Linked DNA regions of Homo sapiens: region 1 is linked to region 2. The links are chromatin loops, found by intact Hi-C in ENCODE. Cell type or tissue: dorsolateral prefrontal cortex. All regions are shown on one strand. Each heading gives the region's core, and the rest is flanking DNA. Links, peaks and the distances in the headings are about the cores only. Region 1 has its middle 83 kb from the start of ANXA2. Region 2 has its middle 52 kb from the start of BNIP2.

Region 1 (9,459 bases), core at 1,622-6,621, 570 kb after region 2:
TGGCCATTCATTGTCCTAGGTGCTAGCGATACCAGGATAACAAAAAAGATACGACCCCTGGTACAACTACTTTAGGAAACATTTAGAAATGCCTCATAAAGGGGAATCTGCTGATACATTCTACCTGGGTGTCTCACTTCCAGCTTTATCTAGTCTATTGCCAATCTTGCATGTGTGGCAGAAGTTATGGGTAAGAATGTTCATAGGAGCGTTGTTTATAATTGCAAAACCTAGAAACAAGTCATCAACAATAGATTCAGTAAATAAAATATAATGTATTCACAAAATGGGATTTATACAACCATGAAAAAATGAACGAACCGTAGCAATACATATCAACAGAATAAATCTCATAAACATAATAATGAAAAAAAGAAGCAAGTCAGAAATGAATATAAACAGAACAATTCCATTTATATAAAGTTCAGACCCAGACCAAATTAAACAATTTATTGCCATGGGATATATACTTAGGTGGCATTTTTTAAAACTATAAGGAAAAGCAGGTTAATAATTAACATGAAATTCAGGATAATAGTTATTACCTATAGGAGGTAGAGAGGCAGAAGAGATCAGAAAAGAACACAGGGAATATCTGGGGAATTAACAAAGTCCTATGTCTAAGACCTGGCTAATGAACGCATATGTGCTTGATTTTGAGGTCATGGTTTTTTAAACTGCACATATACATTTAAACAATCTCTTGTATATGTCTATATTCATTAAGATATGTTTAACATAGGTTTAAAGTGTGCTAAAGTGAAAATCAAAATACAAATATTGCAATAATAATAATGGTATGTGGGAGCCTTTCCTCCAAGCACCTGTTAAAAATAGGTGCAATACATATACACCATGGAATACTATGCACTATGCAGCCATAAAAAAGAATGAGTTCACGTCCTTTGCAGGGACATGGATGAAGCTGGAAACCATCATTCTAAATGAACTATCGCAAGAACAGAAAACCAAACACCACATGTTCTCACTCATAGCTGGGAGTTGAACAATGAGAACACTTGGACACAGGGCAGGGAACATCACACACCAGGGCCTGTTGGGCAGAGCGGGGCTGGGGGAGGGATAGCATTTGGAGAAATGCCTAATGTAAATGACGAGTTGACGAGTGCAGCAAACCAACATGGCACATGTATGCCTATGTAACAAACCTGTACATTGTGCACATGTACCCTAGAACTTAAAGAATAATAATAATAGGTTCAATAAGGCCGGGCACAGTGGCTCAAGTCTGTAATCCAGCACTTTGGGAGGCCAAGGCGGGTGGATCACCTGAGGTCAGGAGTTCGAGACCAGCCTGACCAACATGGAGAAACCCCATCACTACTAAAAATACAAAATTAGCTGGGCGTGGTGGCACATGGCTGTATCCCAGCTAGTCGGGACGCTGAGGCAGAAGAATCACTTGAATTCGGGAGGCAGAGGTTGTGGTGAGCCGAGATCGCCCCCTTGCACTCCAGCCTGGGCAAGAAGAGCGAAACTCTGTCTCAAAAAAAAAAAAAAAAAAAAGGTGCAATATAGTGTCGCCAGTGCTTTACAAAGTCAAAAGGAGGGAGCATTCAGGGAAGAATCCAAAAAGGAGGTGACCCTTAAGGTGAGAATAGTCATCCAGACAAAGCACAGTAAAAAGAAAATGAGGAAATGGTTTGCACAAAGGCCCAGAAAGTTAAGGGAATATATCAAATTTGGGGAAATTAAAATAATGTTTTCTAACTTGTTTCTAGCTAGAGGTAGGCAAGGGAAGATTAGTAAAAATATTGTATTCCTTCCTAAAAGAAGACTTTGGACTTGATTCTGGGAAGCAATAAAGTTGATCCATCATAGCAATGTTTGATCTGTTCTAGGAGTTTTGGGCAGGACTGATGATCCAGAGTGAGACCAGAGACAAAAAGAACTGACAGGAAACCACTGCAATCCACATAAGAAATGCGGTAGCTTGAACCAGGGCCGAGACTGTGGGGACGAGGAAGGGAGAGAGTCTAGAGAGACTTGAGATACAATCAACAATATTTAGTGAGTGGTTGGGTGTGGAGGTGAGGAGGAGAAAAGGGTCTAGGATGATTTTCAAGAATCTGGTTTGGATCAATAGTCTTCATTCAGAGGGAGGAGCAGGGATGTTGGTAAAGAGGGTTTTTCCTCCATCCTGAAGAAGTAGGAGAGAGATAATGAGTCCAAGTTCATATCTAATGACTCAGTTGGCATTGAAGCTGTACAGATGTTTCTAGCTTTCTGATGCTCATTGGCCTATACCTAGAGTGGAGAGAAGGAAAATTAAAGGGGAAAACACCAGCTGATTTAGCTCTGTATGTACACTGTGGAAAGAGACAGAATCCCATAGCAACAATGCAGTTCTTAGGTTGTTTCTGGTCTTAGGTATTGATGTCATCCTTGATCACCGGGGTCAACCAGAGCATGGGGCAGCAAACCACAGAAGAGATAGCACAAGCCTCTTCATTACCAGGAGAGAAGTGGTGCTCTCACTGGGTACAACAATGCAATTGTTTTTCTCATGAGTTGTCAAATTACATTGACCAAATTATGGTCTTGATTTCAGGTATTTCTTTTCTTTTCTTTTCTTTCTTTTTTTTTTTTTTTTTTTTTTTTTTTTTGAGACGGAGTCTCGCTCTGTCCCCCAGGCTGGAGTGCAGTGGCGCGATCTCGGCTCACTGTAAGCTCCGCCTCCTGGGTTCACGCCATTCTCCTGCCTCAGCCTCCGGAGTAGCTGGGACTACAGGAGCCCGCCCCCACGCCCGGCTAATTTTTTGTATTTTTTAGTACAGATGGGGTTTCACCGTGTTAGCCAGGATGGTCTCGATCTCCTGACCTCGTGATCTGCCTGCCTCGGCCTCCCAAAGTGCTGGGATTACAGGCTTGAGCCACCGCGCCTGGCCTCAGGTATCTTTAATACATGCGAAAGTATGGAGAATTCATAGGCACTTTGAGCGAGTAAATCCTTCAGTTAATCTTTGATGGATGATTTCAATTTGGGACTTGCAACGTAGCTATTATCATTCAACCTCACCCTCCTTCAAAAAGTAAAGCATCTCATCCCTATTATAAGGACTCGGAATGGTTTCCATGCACTGTGGGTTGTTTTTTGGTGGGAAGATGGGCAGGGATGGGGAGGGCTACAGCACCAGCTGCATGGGGACAGCAAGGTCAGAAGGGAGGGAGCAAGCAGGTGCTAACATGGTACCTAAGGCTCAAGGATCCTGAGCCTGCATTTCCCCCACTAGCATCAGGAGACAAAGCAGCTGGAATTAGACATGCCTATCTTCCTGTCATTTTTTGATGTTTAACATATTAGCTATATAAAAATAATTTGGGGTGTAATATAGTTTAGTTGTATGTCCCTGTTCAAATCACATATTAAAATGTAATCCTCAGTGTGGGAGGTGGGGCCTGGTAGGAGGTGATTGGATCATGGGGGCGGATTTCTCATGAATGGCTTAACACCATGAATTGGTTTAGCACTGTCCTTGTAATAGTGAGTGAGTTCTCATGAGATTTGGTAATTTAAATGTATGTGGCACCTCGCCCCTCCCTCTCTTTTGTTCCTGCTTTCGCCATGTGTATTAGTCCATTCTTGTATTACTATAAAGAACTGCCTGAGACTAGGTAATTATAAAGAAAAGAGGTTTAATTGGCTCACCCTTCTGCAGGCTGTACAGGAGGCACGGCTGGGGAGGCCTTAGGAAACTTACAATCACGGCGGAAGGTGAAGAGGAAAGAGGCATGTCGTACGTGGCCAGAGCAGGAGGAAAAGAGAGATGGGAGAGGTACTACACAATTTTAAACAACCAGATCTCATGAGAACTCACTCACCAGCATGAGAACAGCAAGGGGGGAGTCCGCCCCCATGATCTAATCACCTCCCACCAGGCCCCTGCTCCAACACTGGGGCCTACAGTTTGACACGAAATTTGGGCAGACACATAAATCCAAACCATATCACCATGTGAGATGTATCTGCTCCTGCTTTGCCTTCCACCTTGAGTAAAAGCTCCCTGAGGCCTCCCAGAAGCAGATGTCACCATGCTTTCTGTACAGCCTGCACAACTGTGAGCCAATTAAACTTCTTTTCTTATAAGTTACCCAGTCTCAGGTATTTCTTTATAGCAATATGGGAAGGGACTAATACAGGGTGTGAAAAAAGGATATTGAGACCTTGGGTGAAGAAACGTTTGCATTTACTCTAAATACTGGGAACTAATAAAAGAAACTGAGAAGTTAAGAAGCTCTAGTGAGCAGATCAAAGTAAAATGATTTTCCCCGATCCCCATCCAGCCATAGATTCAATAAAATCTCTGAAGAATTGGGGTGCAGAAAGATTGAGGACGTTGGGGAGGAAGGAAGGTTCTAACGATAAGGCCCATGACTTCTTTACACACTTGCATACACACACAGTTGCACACATATTCATTTCCCCATGCTATCAGGACACATGGCCATCTATCTACAAGAGAATTTTCTTTTTACCAGGCACCCCACTCCCTCAAAGAAAGCCTGCATCGAAACATCTCCCACTTCTGCCCATTGTGGAAAGACTATTTTTTTGTTGTTGTTTGTTTGAGTTCTTGAATGTGCTACAGTGCAGGTGTACTTCAGGAAAAAGGAACATGCCAGCATTTATGGGGCAGGGGGAGGAGAGGGTATTAAACAAGCATGGAACACTAAACCAGATAAATTTCACCCATGACCTAGTTGTGCCTGGGGCCAGCCCAGAACACAGTAATGCTGTTACCAAAGAACTCTGCATAAGTCATGTCCTTTAATGATTGCAGTAAACCTCTGTTAACTGCATTATTCCTATTTTACAGACCAGGAAACAAGCTCAAGTGTGGTTAAGTCCAGAACTTGGCCATGATCAGCAAGTAAGAGGAAGAAGCAGGACTCAAACCCAGACAGCCTGTCAACTGGCCACCAAGCATAATTATCATGCCTGCTTGGTTTCACATCCTCAGAGGTCAAGATGTTCATACCCACAGAGAACGGGAGAGAACACCAGGTGCATCCAGATAAATCAAGACAATGGGGAACAGAAGATATTTCCAGTGCTCTAGGAAATAAATATTTTCACCTAACCTAAACACTGAGTCGCAATGGTGAAGAATGTTGGGAGTGGGGGATTAACTCAGAGGAAAACTTCCAAGCCATCAGTAGTCAAACTTTAGGAGCCAGACTCTCCTGGGAACAGGGCATATTTGAGAAGCCATCTGTTCTCAGAACTAAAGAGCATACAGGGACAGAAATAGGTCAAGCATCAACTAGATTTACTGGAATCAATACTAAGCTTTGGAGCTCAAAAATATCAGTCAATAGAATCAATGACCTTCCCTGTCATTGGTCCATTTTTCACACTGCTGATAAAGACATACCAGAGACTGGGCATCACAAAAGTGAGAGGTGTATTGGATTTACACTTCCACGTGGCTGGGGAGGCCCCACAATCATGGTGGAAGATGAAAGGCACGTCTCACATGGTGGCAGACAAGCGAAGAGAATGAGAGCCAAGCAGGGGTTTCCCCTGATAAAACCATCTGATCTCATGAGACTTATTCATTACCATGAGAACTGTATGGGGGAAACCGCCCCCATGATTCAAATTTTCTCCCACCAGGTCCCTCCCACAACACATGGGAATTATGGGCATACAATTCAAGATGAGATTTGGGTGGGGACACAGCTAAACCATATCATTCCCCAAACCTGCTTTCTTCCATGATTGGGAATAGAAAGAATGTTCAAGTAGGATCTAGAAGATTGAGTTCAAATTCTTGTTCACTTGTTTTCTGGCTGTGTGTTTTTAAGCATGTAGCTAAACCTCTCTGAGACACAAATGTGGCAACTAAAAATCAAAAGTTTTTTAAAGTACTAGACATCAGAACACTGGTCCAAATCACTATATGTGTTCAAGTCACAGCTGAGCCGTGTGTCAAATGGGGATCATAATGCCCCCCTTCCAGGGATGCTGCAAATGGGCAAACACATGCAGAGGTGCCAGGTTAACTATGAAGGCTACTTAAAATGATCACACTTGCCTCCACCAAAAAAAGAGGGAATCTAACCAGGAGGTCCTTCAAAATTCCTCTTGGTTAAGCTTTGGTCAATGATCCTTTGGTGAAAAGAGCTAATAAACTGCTTACTAGGTGACAAGAAGGGCCAGCTTCATGGGGCACAACCTGTGCGGTCACACAGGGCCCTGCTGTCTCTATCTTCAGATTCATACTAATGTTTGAACAAGGAGCCCCACATTTTCATCTTGCACTGAGTCCTGCAAATCATGTAGCAGGGCCCGGTGCATGGCACTGTGCTTAGCATCCAGAACACAGCAATAAAACAGATTGGCATCTTTGAGGAGCTCCAAGCAAGTAGATTACTTTGGGAGCAAATCCTACAAAGCAAACAGGACACTTACAGAAATAAATTAACTTGCATATTTTATTCCTCAGTCCAATCTTAGACTGAAAGCTCCAAAGACTAAAGCAGTTATTTATCCTTAGGACAAGCCCTGGCTTGTTTGCACATGAAACACACCTGAATACCTACAGACTCACCCAGCCCCACCCTTCTGAGCTGAGAAGATGTTTTCTAGGACTCCTGCAACACCCTGGGGCATGTCCACCCACCTATGACGTAGGTAAATGAGTACCTAGAGCAGTGGTCCTCAAAGCACAATCTCTAGACAAGCAGCACAGCATCACCTGGGAGCTTGTTAGAACTGCAAACTCGGGGCCAGGCACGGTGGCTCACGCCTGTAATCCCAGCACTTTGGGAGGCCAAGCAGAAGGATCACTTGAGGCCAGGAGTTTGAAACCAGCCTGGGCAAGAGTAAGACCCCATCTCTACAAAAAATACAGAAAACTTAGTCAGGCCTGGTGGCTTGCGCCTGTAGTCTTAGCTGCTTGGGAGGCTGAAGCAGGAGAGATCACTTGAGCTCAGGAGCTCTAGGTCACAGTGAGACATGATCGCACCACTACACTCCAGCCTGGATGACAGAGTGAGACCCTGTCTTAAAACAAATGCAAACTGTATTAGTTCATTTTCACACTGCTGATAAAGACATACCCAAAACTGGTAACAAAAAGAGGTTTAATTGGTCTTATGTTCCACATGGCTGGGGAGGCCTCAGAATCATGGCAGGAGATGAAAGGCACATCTTATATGGCGGCGGCAAGCAAAAATGAGGAATAAGCAAAAGCAGAAACCCCTAATAAACCCATCACATCTGATGAGACTTATTCTCTATCACAACAATAGCACAGAAAAGACTGGCCCCCATGATTCAATTACCTCCCCCTCGGTCCCTCCCATCATAACACATGAGAATTCTGGGAGATACGATTCAAGTTGAGATTTCAGTGGGGACACAGTAAAACCATATCACAAACTCTCAAGCCCCACCCAAGACCTGCTGAATCAGAAATCCTGGAAATGGGCCCAGAAATCTGGGTTTTAACTGGTGCTCCAAGGGGCTTCCTCTGCGTGCTAAGGTTTGAGAACCACGGGCCTACGTTATCAAAACTAATCACTTTGAAATTTATTATCTTTCTTTCCTTTTTTTTTTTTTAATGCTATGAAGGGTGTGTTGAGGAGAAATTAGCAAGGCTGGGCCTTCCCGGCATCGTCCTCTACAACACAGTCACTGGCAATTCCCAAAGACCAGAGTCTCTTTGTGTGTTTCCTGCAAAATTCAACATAACTCACATACTTTGTTTTTGCCTGTCCATTCAAGACACAATGTAACCCCACAGTCCCTTGTGAACACACATCCCATTTGCACATGTCAAGTATCTGATTCATTTAGACTTATCCCAATCGCTTAATGTGCGCAACAGAAGCCTCCTGGTATTCTAGCTCTAAACAGTTGAGTTAATACCCTTGGACAAAGCGGGCCTGCTGTTTGGGTGAGCTCCCATGGGTCTGACAGCCACAAAGAGAAGCTTGTTGAATGCTCACATAAAAAGAGAAGAGATAGGAGGCAGATACTCTGATCTTTATGACCCTCTGATTATTCTATCAGTTAGTTAAAACATAAATCCATCCCCTGACTTAACAAAATACTATTTTACTTCCTTTTACCCCATATTTTATCTTTTATAGGCAATAAAACATAAAAACCTTACAAAGGTTATGTTCTCATCAATTTTTGCACTAAATGACAATAAATTAAGTGTAGGTTACTGCAGCAGCAACATAGATGTCAGCTTAAAACTTCCTTGAAAGACAACCTCCCACCATTAGAGTTGAAAGCTGCTAATCAAAGATTTCTTGATTAAAATTAACACCCGATTTTAAAATGGCAATGCTGCTCTATTTCTTTAAGTAGTTAGGGAGTCTCTAGCCCTTTCTCTTGTTTCTTAAAATCTGTTTTAGGAGTCCACAAATAAAAAAGAATGTAAAAAAGTGAAAAATTTATTTATTGGGCACACACAAGAAACACTTTGTGGAATCACTTTGAGTTTAATGTCTTTCAGCTTTTATTATAATAAACAGCCTCCCAAACCTTCACAGCACTAAACAGGTATCAGATGTATAAACTAAAAATTTATTTTTTATTTATATGAAAGTCATTCAACCAATATTTGTCAAGAGGTTACATTAAATTAAGGTTAATTAAACGAGCTGGTAAACATAAAGCATCTAGAACAAAACCTGGCACATAGAAAAAGCCCAGCAAGTATTAGTTATCCCTTGTGCATTATTATTGTCATTGCTGTTATTATGATATGTGCTATTATGTGCTATGTATTAGAAATACAATGACAAGCTAAACAGATATGGCTCTCCCACTCTCCTGAATTTCAAGTGCAAGTGGCAAAGACAGACATCAATCAAATAATCACACAAATAAATGTAAGTTACAAATTGTTACAATGAAAACATAACCCATTTCAGGGAGGGGGCACTAAAAACTCAGAGTAGTTTCATATCGTTTTGATTTTGAAATCTCTTGGATATTAGGGAGGCTGAAGTGGGAGGATCCCTTGAGCCCAGGAATTTGAGGCTGCACTGAGCTATGATCATCCCACTGCAGTACAGCCCGGGCGACAGAGCAAGGCCCTGTCTGGAAAGAAGGAAGGAAGGAAAGGAGGGGAGGGGAGGGGAGGGGAGGGAGAAAGAAAGAAAGAGAGAAATCTCTTAGATAGTAATTTGGACCAAATCATGATTCTTCCTCCATTGCTTTTCAAGATCCTTCTATATTACTATGCAAATTCCAAATGGAAAACAGCCAAAAAGATATGCAAACAAATATTCACATTACATTACTGTATCACTCAACTCCAGAAATGTTTTCCACAAATTTGTAGATTAAAACTTACATTTTTTATACTGTTAACATTTTCAAATACAGAAACTGGGGTATCCCAAGAAACAAGCCAGTGGTCAGATACATATATTCAATGAAACTTTCATGAATTTTTCAGAACTTTATGAATA
Region 2 (9,459 bases), core at 2,340-7,339:
CAGGGTTTCCATAATTCCTGGTGGAAGGGATGATACAGCTGTCTAGCGTTTGGTGCAGCAGAGGCGACGGAGGTATTTACCCCTGTGGTTTCATGGCAGAAGTGGCACTGGGGACAGAGGAGAGGCAGCACTCTCTGGTGGTCAGGGTAGCAATGCCGCTCTTTCACCTGGCCATTTGTGCAATGTGATTTAGGCCTTGCTCCTGAAGGCTGAGCCTCAGAACTGGTCCTGCAATCCTTTGCCCAGCTATCTAAGTTACTCAGTATTTTTCCCCATACCTCTGACGAACACGTGTATTATCTCCACCTAGCTTCAACAATTGGAACCTTTTACTATATTTATTTTATCCCTGGCTGCTTGTGTGTGTATATTTCTAATTTTATTCTTATTTTTGCTATAGCACTTGAAAGTTGTTGACCTCCTGACACTTAGCTAGCTCCTAAATACTTCAGAATACATCTCCTAAAAGTAAGTGTAATCTCTCACAAAATCACAATACTGTTATCAAACCTAAGAAAATTATCAATATCATAATACTCTCTGGAGTACAACCCATATATAACTTCCTCCAATTGGAGAATAACTCTTATAACTATTCTTTTCAAAGCAGGATCTGATCCAGGTTCACTATTGCAGTTTATTTTCTTTTAGTCTGCAGTCTTTCTTTTAACAATTCATTCATGACTTTGACTTTTTGAAGGATGAAACAGTTGTCTCATAGGCTGTACTACATTCCTGATTAGCCTAATAGTTTCCTTGTGATGCTGTTTAATTTATTCATCACTCTCCTTGTATTTCCTGTAAATCTTAAATGAGGGCTAGACGCCTGATTAAATTCAAGTTAACATTTTTTTGGAAAGCATATTTCATAAGTGGGCTTGTATGAATACACATCACATTACTGACAGGGGTTTCACTGTTGGTGGTATTATGTTTGGCCACTTGGTTAGGATGATCGCTGCCAGATTTCTCCACTGTAAATGTATATATTTCATTACAGGTAACCTTGTAGTACGTAATCTGTGCTTTGCCATCTGTGAATATCTTTTTCTTTAAATACTTTTCGGCCAGGCGCAGTGGCTCACGCCTGTAATCCTAACACTTTGGGAGGCTGAGGTGGGGGGGGATCACCTGAGGTCGGGAGTTTGAAACCATCCTGACCAACATGGAGAAACCTCATCTCTACTAAAAATACAAAATTAGCCGGGCGTGATGGCGCATGCCTATAATCCCAGCTACTTGGGAGGCTGAGGCTGGAGAATCGCTTGAATCTGGGAGGCAGAGGTTGCAGTGAGCCAAGATCGTGCCATTGCACTCCAGCCTGGGCGACAAGGTTGAAACTCCATCTCAAAAAAAAAAAATAAATAAAAATTAAATAAATTAATTAATACTTTTCACCATATAATTTTTGTGTCTACTGGTGATTTTTGCCTGGCAATATCTTTTTAACAAACTCTTTTCCTCCTATATCAGCCCAAATTAGTACCTGTTGCTTGCAGCTAAGAACTCTGATTTAGTGAGCTGTCTCCTGGGAATAAGAAACAGCCTGCAACTAGAAGACCTGAGCGCTAGTATGGGTTCATTAACTGGCTGTGAGACCCTGAGCAGGTGCTTGACCCTCAGTGTGCTGCTGGCAGAACCAGTCACAATACACTTTCCTGGATTTAGTAAACTTTTCACTTCTGCTCACTTTGTTCCTTGCCTCTTCTTTTTCTCTGCTCCATTCTTTTGTCCATGGAATAGTAGGACAATGGGTAAAGGGGAAAAGGAACAAGATGGGCAAAGGGCTGAAGAGTTCTACCACACTTCACACAACGTTGCCCCAGATCAGTCTAAGAAATCCAATCATTTCAGTTCTCAGGTGCCGACTCCTTCATGGAATTCAGAGACTAATGCAACGGGAGCCTATTCTTTGGGGAACTCGTGGCTTGGTGGAGTATAATGTATGCAGGTTTTGTTGGATGCTTGCATGTGGACTTCTCATTTCCAATTCCAGCCTGTCTTCTTTTCTGCATTGTGAGCTCCTTTAGGGAAATGAAGCCCTTCCACATAGTGGAAACATTTAATGGCTGTCAAATGGATGACAAATAAATACCAACTCATATATAAATATAATTACCCCTAAATTTATATCTCTCTTGACCTATATGTGTGTGTATATGTATACGTGTATATATCTATGTATGATGATGCTTCAATGAAGTAGTAACGCATGTATTATAATCTCTGTGTAGCAGATAAAGAAACTGTGACACCAAGTGGTCAACTCGGTTGGCCAAGTTTCTAGTTAATCAATGGCAGAGGTAGAAGCAATTTTCCAATTTCTGGATCATTTCTCTGCATTTTAACTAAGTTCTGCAAAAAACCAGCATTGGCTTAAAGAAGAATACACCAGGCGTGGCCCACACAGACCTTAGTTAGCATCTTCACTCAGACCACTGCGGGCATGAAGCATTTCTTACTCTACAGCCAGCCGCTTACCTCTGAGCCATCACCTCACAGCTGGGCCAATAAACAGCAGAGCGTCCAGGCCTCAGGCCTCACCCAGCTAGGTGTGGGTGACCCTGCAGGTCTTGCGCCTGATTGCCAATTCCCGTAGATGCCCTTGGTTTTTAGTGTAATTGATGTGTCATAGGCTTCATCCTGTGATTTGTTACAGCCTCATTGATTAACGGGGGTTTGGCAGAGCCCAGTGTTTTTCTGCTGCTTTCTCTGGCAGGAGTGTTTGTTCAGCAAACAAGAAGGAAGCAGGTAGGGATGAAAGTACAGAGACTGTCTTCCCTTGTATCTCTTCCCCTCCGGGCATCACTGAATCAGCCAGGGTTGGATTAACCTAATGAGGTTTGGTGATGTGGGTTCCATCACGACCGGTTCCTTTAGTGCCCCAGGGGAGCTGTCGTGCCCCTTTTAGCTTTATAAGGAACTAGAGGCTTAAAAGAATTTATGAAAAGTTGTGGGTATAGAAGACCTACCTGGGTTTCCTAGAAAAAACAAAACACAATAAAATATAATGCAGCCTGTTGACAAAATGAATCAATGGCAACCGAAGTCAGAATAGTTTATCTCTGGGGGTGGGTACTGACAGGGAAGAAGGCATAGAAATGGGCCTTCCATGATGGAAACATTGCATATCATGAGCTGGGTGGTAGTTATCTCTGTATGTGCATATTTATATAGATGTAAGATTAAGATTTAGACACTTTACTCCGCGTATATTATGATCTTATTAAGTTTCTTATTCTTAAAATACAGCCTGTTGTAATGGCAGGAACACCATGTTCAGGGCCACCTTCTTATTGTTCACATTTTAGTTCTCGTCACTTCTTCAGTGAGGCCTTTACTGACCGTGGCTAGAGTAGCCCACCCTCCCCTCTGCACTCTATCCAATTATCTGAGTTGTTTTCTTCATTGCACTTATCATCATCTGAAAACGGCGTATTTACTGACGTATTTATTGGCTATCTCTCACCACTAGCATGTAGATTCTGTGACGGCAGAGTTTCTGATGGCCTTATTTCCTGTGGGATCCCCAGCAGGAGACACGTGCTGATTTTCTGACTGACTGCGGCGGAGACACGTGAGCTGGTGTGAGGACTCAGTTATGGGACAAGTGTTACCAAAATGAGATCACGAGATCATAGGACGCTCATGGTCAGGACTTAGGACTGTGGTCAAAGACAAGAGTGAGAGTGAAGCAGGCCAAAGTCCAACATACTGGCCAGCAAACCAAGTGGAGGTCACAGTTAGGCACGAGTGGTCACCAGGCCAGCTGTGAGGGCAGCTCAGACCTGCCAGGCCAACGCTGCCCTCTCCAGCCAAGGCACGGCCCTGCTGGCAGGTCAGCTTAGAGGTCTGAGCCTGCCTCCTGAGGTAAGAACAGACCAGTGGTTCTCAACCAGGAGCAATTTTACTTTCCAGAGGATAGCTGACAATATCTGAAGACATTTTTAGTTATCACAACTGGGGGAGGAGGCTACTGGCATTTACTGATGAGAGGCCAGGGATGCTGCTAGACATCCTACAATGCACTGTACAGTCCCCAACCCTCCATAGACAAGAATCAGCAAGGCCAAAATATCAGTAGTGCCCAGGGTAAGAAACCTTGGACTCGAGGGTAGGGCAGACCCCACTTGAAGAAGGGAGAAATCGCGATCTGTGCTTTCAAAGTGTATAAACACTGTGCTCTTATGCTTTTGGAGGCAAAGGACACTATTTTCTTTCTTTCTTTCTTTCTTTTTCTTTCTTTCTTTCTTTCTTTCTTTCTTTCTTTCTTTCTTTCTTTCTTTCTTCTTTCTTTCTTTCTTTCTTTCTTTCTTTCTTTCTTTCTTTCTCTTTCTTTCTTTCTTCTCTCTCTCTCTCTCCTTCCTTCCTTCCTTCCTCTCTCTTTCTTTCTTTCTTTCTTTCTTGGCCAAGTCTCACTCTGTTGCCCAGGTTGGAGTGCAGTGGTGCTATCTCAGCTCACTGCAACCTCCACCTTCTGGGTTCAAGTGATTCTCCTGCCTCAGCCTCCCTAGTAGCTGGTATTACAGGCATCCACCACCATGCCCAGCTAATTTTTGTATTTTTAATAGAGATGGAGTTTTGCCATGTTGGCCATGGCTGGTCTCAAACTCCTGACCTGAAGTGATTCACCTGCCTTGGTCTCCCAAAGTGCTGGGATTACAGGTGTGAGCCACCATGCCCGGCCAGGACATGGATTTTCTGAGAAAAAGAATTTCTACCCACAAGCCAGTTTTTATGGCTATCCCTTTCTTCACAAAGGCTGATCAATATTTAAATCTATTTTATAGTGGCATTCTGGAATTTAAAACCTAAACCTGGTTTGAGTTTCCCTCACTGGATGAACTCCTAACTCCTGGCAGCTCTGTCTGACAACCAGTCATTCTTGGGCTCCAGGCCAATTTCTTTAACGAATCTCTCTAATTTAATCCATATTTTCCCGCCTCTCTATTAAGTGCCACCCAGGCTCATTGAACCTAATATTTGAACCAAACATATTTAATGACTGTCCTTTCGTTAAACATTACAAGCTCTTTAAGACCTTGGCAGACGGGTGCCCCCTTGGATAACCTAGAGCCCCAGCAAAGTCAATAGTCAGGGCCAAGTTAATCCCTCTGCTCCCTTCCTCCCCGCTGGGCCTGGAGCCTTGTGGGTGAGACAGCCTTTATCACTGGGGAAGCATACGTTTTCCAGGCCAATGGATTCAGTGCTTCGGCTGTATCTCATGCCTTGACACTAGATGTCAGCGAAGGGTAATTGTTGTCTCAATTTAGAGGCCAGCTTAGGTAGCTGCTGGCACCCTTGGTTCATGTTTTATAGCAAAGGTGAAGTATGGCTCCGTTCCCGTTGCACACATATATTACAATAAAAGGGGGTATCGGCGCCTAGTGTTTTTAAAGGCTAGTCATAAAAGATGAATAACGAGGCAGTTTAAAGCTAAAAGACAGCTGCCAAGTTCAATGGCCATGATGGATGCCAAATACCCAGTGTAGAGAAAACCCGTTCCTCTGACACCACCATCCAAAAAATTAATTACCACAATTCAGCATCTTTAAATGTGCCACTTAATATACTGCTACCATAATTAAATTTCCAGCCCTGTGACCTTGAAACCATTTCCTGAGATAATAAATGAGATCAAGGTTTAATCGATGCAGATGCAAGTAGAAACTGTCCAAGGATGCAAAGAGCCATTGCGCTCTGAGTCGAGGTTGGTGGGGGGTGGGCTGGGGAGGCTGAGGTGGGACAGAGCTCTGCCACAGGGTTGAGCTTGTCCTTCTTTCAGAGGGATGTCTCTTAAAGTTGCTGTATCTGCCAACTGGGATGGCACAGTGAGGTAGAAATGGAGCTGAATCCAGAGCCAAGAGGCTAATGTTCTTGTCAGAGCTGTGCTACTAAAATTCTGTTTGACCTCAGAGGAGACACACCTCCCTGGGCATTGGAGGCTGTTCTCATCTGTAGAAAGAAGGGCTAGAGAACATAGCCTCCAGAGTTCTTTCTAGCCCTAATGTCCCATGATATACATATTTTTTATTTTTGGTCAAGCTTTATGAGAGCAATGTGCCTCTTTCCCTCCCAGAAACAGCTCCCAGCCCCAGCTATCTTTTGGAAACTGTGTGGTACACAATTTTTCTGTCAGCTACTCAGGAGTTATGGATGACGGTGGTGGATGCATGGGGTTTGCTTGTATCTCCTCCTGTAGAATACCATCGTCTTACTATCTAGGTTCCTCAGGGGACTATTAACACTCCCTTGTCCAGCTAACCTCAGGGTGTACTTGGGGCACATTTAGATCCTCACCAAGTGAAGAGTTAATTCTCAAATAGAAGAGCACAGAACATAAAAGGCCTTCATAAAGAATCTGGCTAAAACAAAAGCCAGAGGCAGGTTTAAAAAGTGGAACCACATGCAGTCAGGGAGCTGTGTGTGAAGAAAGAGTGGGTGACCCTATCCCCATGCCTTGGACATGGGGTAGGGCAGTGCCCACATTTGGTGTCAATTAAAAACTGCTGAACACCAATGAGGCTCTAGGAACTGTGCCAGAGGGTGGTCCTTGCCCTTGATTTGCTCATAGCATTTTAGGGAAATGGGAAGAAATCATTTCACAACAGTGTCGTGGTATGATAATACAGGTAGGTATGTATATGGTACTTGCTGATCTGGGTGGAGCCTTGTTAGCTTTGCCTTTTATTAGCCCCTTATTTCCAGATGCCTTCTTGAATCCCTGCCAGTGGATTGGTTTTTGTAGCAGGGACATCCACCCTTAACATAAGCACAGAAACTAAAAGCTGTAATTCACTAGCCTAAGAAGGGTTTGTTTAATGTTAGCCTTTTCCTCTCTATATCAATATTGAATAAATCTCTCAACCTATCTGCTTGCCTACACACACACACACACACACACACACGTCTAAGGCAGTGGGTCTCAACTGGGAGTGATTTTTGGCAATGTCTAGAGACATTTTGATGATCACAACTGGGGTGTTGGTAACTGCTGGCATCTCACGGGGAGAAGCCAGGGATGCTGCTGAACATCCCATGATTCACAGGATAGCCACAGAAATTCTGGCTGAAGGCAGTTGCTATGGACTGAATGTTTCTGGCCCTCTAAAATTCATATGTTGAAATTCCAATTCTCAATGTGATGGTATTAGGAGGAGGGGCCTTTGGGAGGTAATTAGGACATGAGGGTGGAGCTCTCATGAATGGGATTAATACCCTTGTAAAAAGACACAAGAGAGCTTGCTTTGTCTCTCTCTGCAACCATCAGAAGGTTTGTCTGAGAGCTAAGGATCTGCCTCCAAGTTGGCACAATCACACCACTGGCAAGCTCATTGAGAATACAATGAGAAGATGACCATCTGCAAACCATCTGCAAACCAGGAAGTGAACCCTCACAAGACACCGCTGGTCCCTTGATCTTGGACTTCCCAGTCTTCGGAACTGTGAGGAATAGATTTCTGTTGCTTAAACCACCCAATCTATGGTATTTCTGTTATAGTTGCCAGAATTAAGACAGTAGTCTACCTAACATCAACTCAACCAGTTGAAAAATAATAAAAACAATCATACATCTGTTGTGACTTTGGTCTTAATGTATCAAAATAATTGGTTCCATTGATTTTTTTAAGTAGTGAATTACTTTGATGTGGATTGGTGAAGGCACAGACTAAGTGCGCTGCCAGTTGATTAATGCAGGCATTGAGTGCTCAGAATCCTGAGCTTGAGCAGGGGTGATGACCAATGTGGATTCAAGCAGTCATCACAGAAGGTGGTCATAATAATGGCAGGTATCTTGAGAAAGAAAATTGACTCAAGGACTGAGCCCGGGAACACTCTGACAATTAGGGTCAGGAAGATAGGAGGAAACCAGCAGAAAACCTGGAAAGGAATGCTCAGAAAACTAGAAGGAGAGCAAAAAAGAGGAATGTCCCAGAAAGAAAGTGAAGCAAGCATTTCATGGAGGAGGGAGTGATCAATTTTGTCAAATGCGGCTGAGAGGTTAAACAAAACGAGAACACTGGATTTTAGTGTTGAGATCTTTTGAGAGTCCAGTAGAGAATCAAAGAAGACAAAGCAGAGACAGAAAATACAGACTTTCATTTGAGGGATTTTGCTGTGAAGGGGAATAGAGAAATACTGCTGTAGCTAGAAGGCAGTTGTGAGGCCAAGAGGTATGTGTTGCTTGCTTTTTTGATAGGAGATATTATAGCATGTTGGCATGCTGATGGTACTGATCCACTAAAGAGGAAAATATTGGTGATGCAGGAGTGAAAGGGGACAATTGCTTGAACAATGTTTTTGAGTTGGTGAGAGGGGACTGGACCTCCGGTACAAGGGAAGTGTTTGCCTATGGTGGAATCGCAGATAATTCTTTTATATTGTGTTATTGTGTTAGTAATCTATTGCCATATAACAAATGACCCCCAAATTTAGTGGCTTGAAAAACCCACATTTATTATTTCACACAATATATGTTGATCAGGAATTTAGCAGCATCTAAGTTGGGTAGTTCTGGCCCAAGATCTCCTATGAGGTTGCAGTGAAGATGTTGGCCAAGGCTGGAACCATTAGAAAGCTTGTCTGGGAGCTAATGATTTGCTTCCAAGATGGTGCACTCACATGACTGGCAAGCTCATATTGGCTGCTGGTGGGAAGCCTGAGTTCCTCACTGATGGACTCCTTCACAGGGCTACTTGAATGTATTCACAACATAGCATCTTTCCCCAGAGCAAATGATCTAAGAAAGAACAAGGCAGAAGCCTCAATGCTTTTAAAACCTAGCCTGGGAAGTCACACACCTTCAGTGCCTTCACATTCTATTTTTTAGGACCAAGTCATTAAGTCCTCAGTCTAGGGAAGGGATTTTAGGCTCCACTTTTTGAAGGGAGTAATGTCAAAGATTTTTGCACATATTCTTAAACCACCACATTGTAGTAACAGGAAGAAAGCCAGGGAATGTGGCCACAGATGCCAGTATCACATCCACAGATGCTGGTGGATATAGTGATGGCAACTGGTAGACTTTTCTGAGTGCTTCTATGTCTTCAATAAAATAGGAAGCAAGGCCATCAGCTGAGAGTGGCCATGGGGAGAAGGGGTTGGAATGGGAGAGTGAATGAACTGGTAGGACTTTCAGGTCAACTATGGGCTCCCTCAAGGTGAGTGGCCATGAACTTAAGCAAAAACAATCAACAGTGTAGATGTTTTCCTCCAAGTGGGCTCAGCTAAGAGCACAGAGTGTGAGAAAAAATACCCTGGCCAGGCGCGGTGGCTCACACCTGTAATCCCAGCACTTTGGGAGGCTGAGGTGGGCAGATCACGAGGTCAGGAGGTCGAGACAATCCTGGCTAACACAGTGAAACCCCAATTCTACTAAAAATACAAAAAATTAGCCGAGCGTGGTGGTGGGCACCTGTAGTCCTAGCTACTTGGGAGGCTGAGGCAGGAGAATGGTGT

The links. Peaks named below come from ENCODE experiments on the same cell type or tissue, not always from the same donor. Only the 100,000 strongest peaks of a DNase experiment are listed, where the experiment ranks them.
Region 1: a loop joins it to region 2, with 2.3 times the contacts of the local background. A loop is called at or near these places in 17 of 110 quality-filtered maps.

What each region holds. Positions count from the first base shown.
Region 1 is chr15:60,310,578-60,320,036 of GRCh38, forward strand. No RefSeq gene overlaps it. Among named protein-coding and RNA genes, the nearest start is that of ANXA2, 83 kb to the right of the region's middle. RefSeq lists an enhancer at 6,019-7,218. In dorsolateral prefrontal cortex, for the core only: no CTCF peak of the experiment used is centred there; no DNase peak of the experiment used is centred there.
Region 2 is chr15:59,736,254-59,745,712 of GRCh38, forward strand. No RefSeq gene overlaps it. Among named protein-coding and RNA genes, the nearest start is that of BNIP2, 52 kb to the left of the region's middle. In dorsolateral prefrontal cortex, for the core only: CTCF peaks have their summits at 5,255 (motif pointing right) and 5,479; no DNase peak of the experiment used is centred there; H3K27me3 peaks cover 2,542 bases.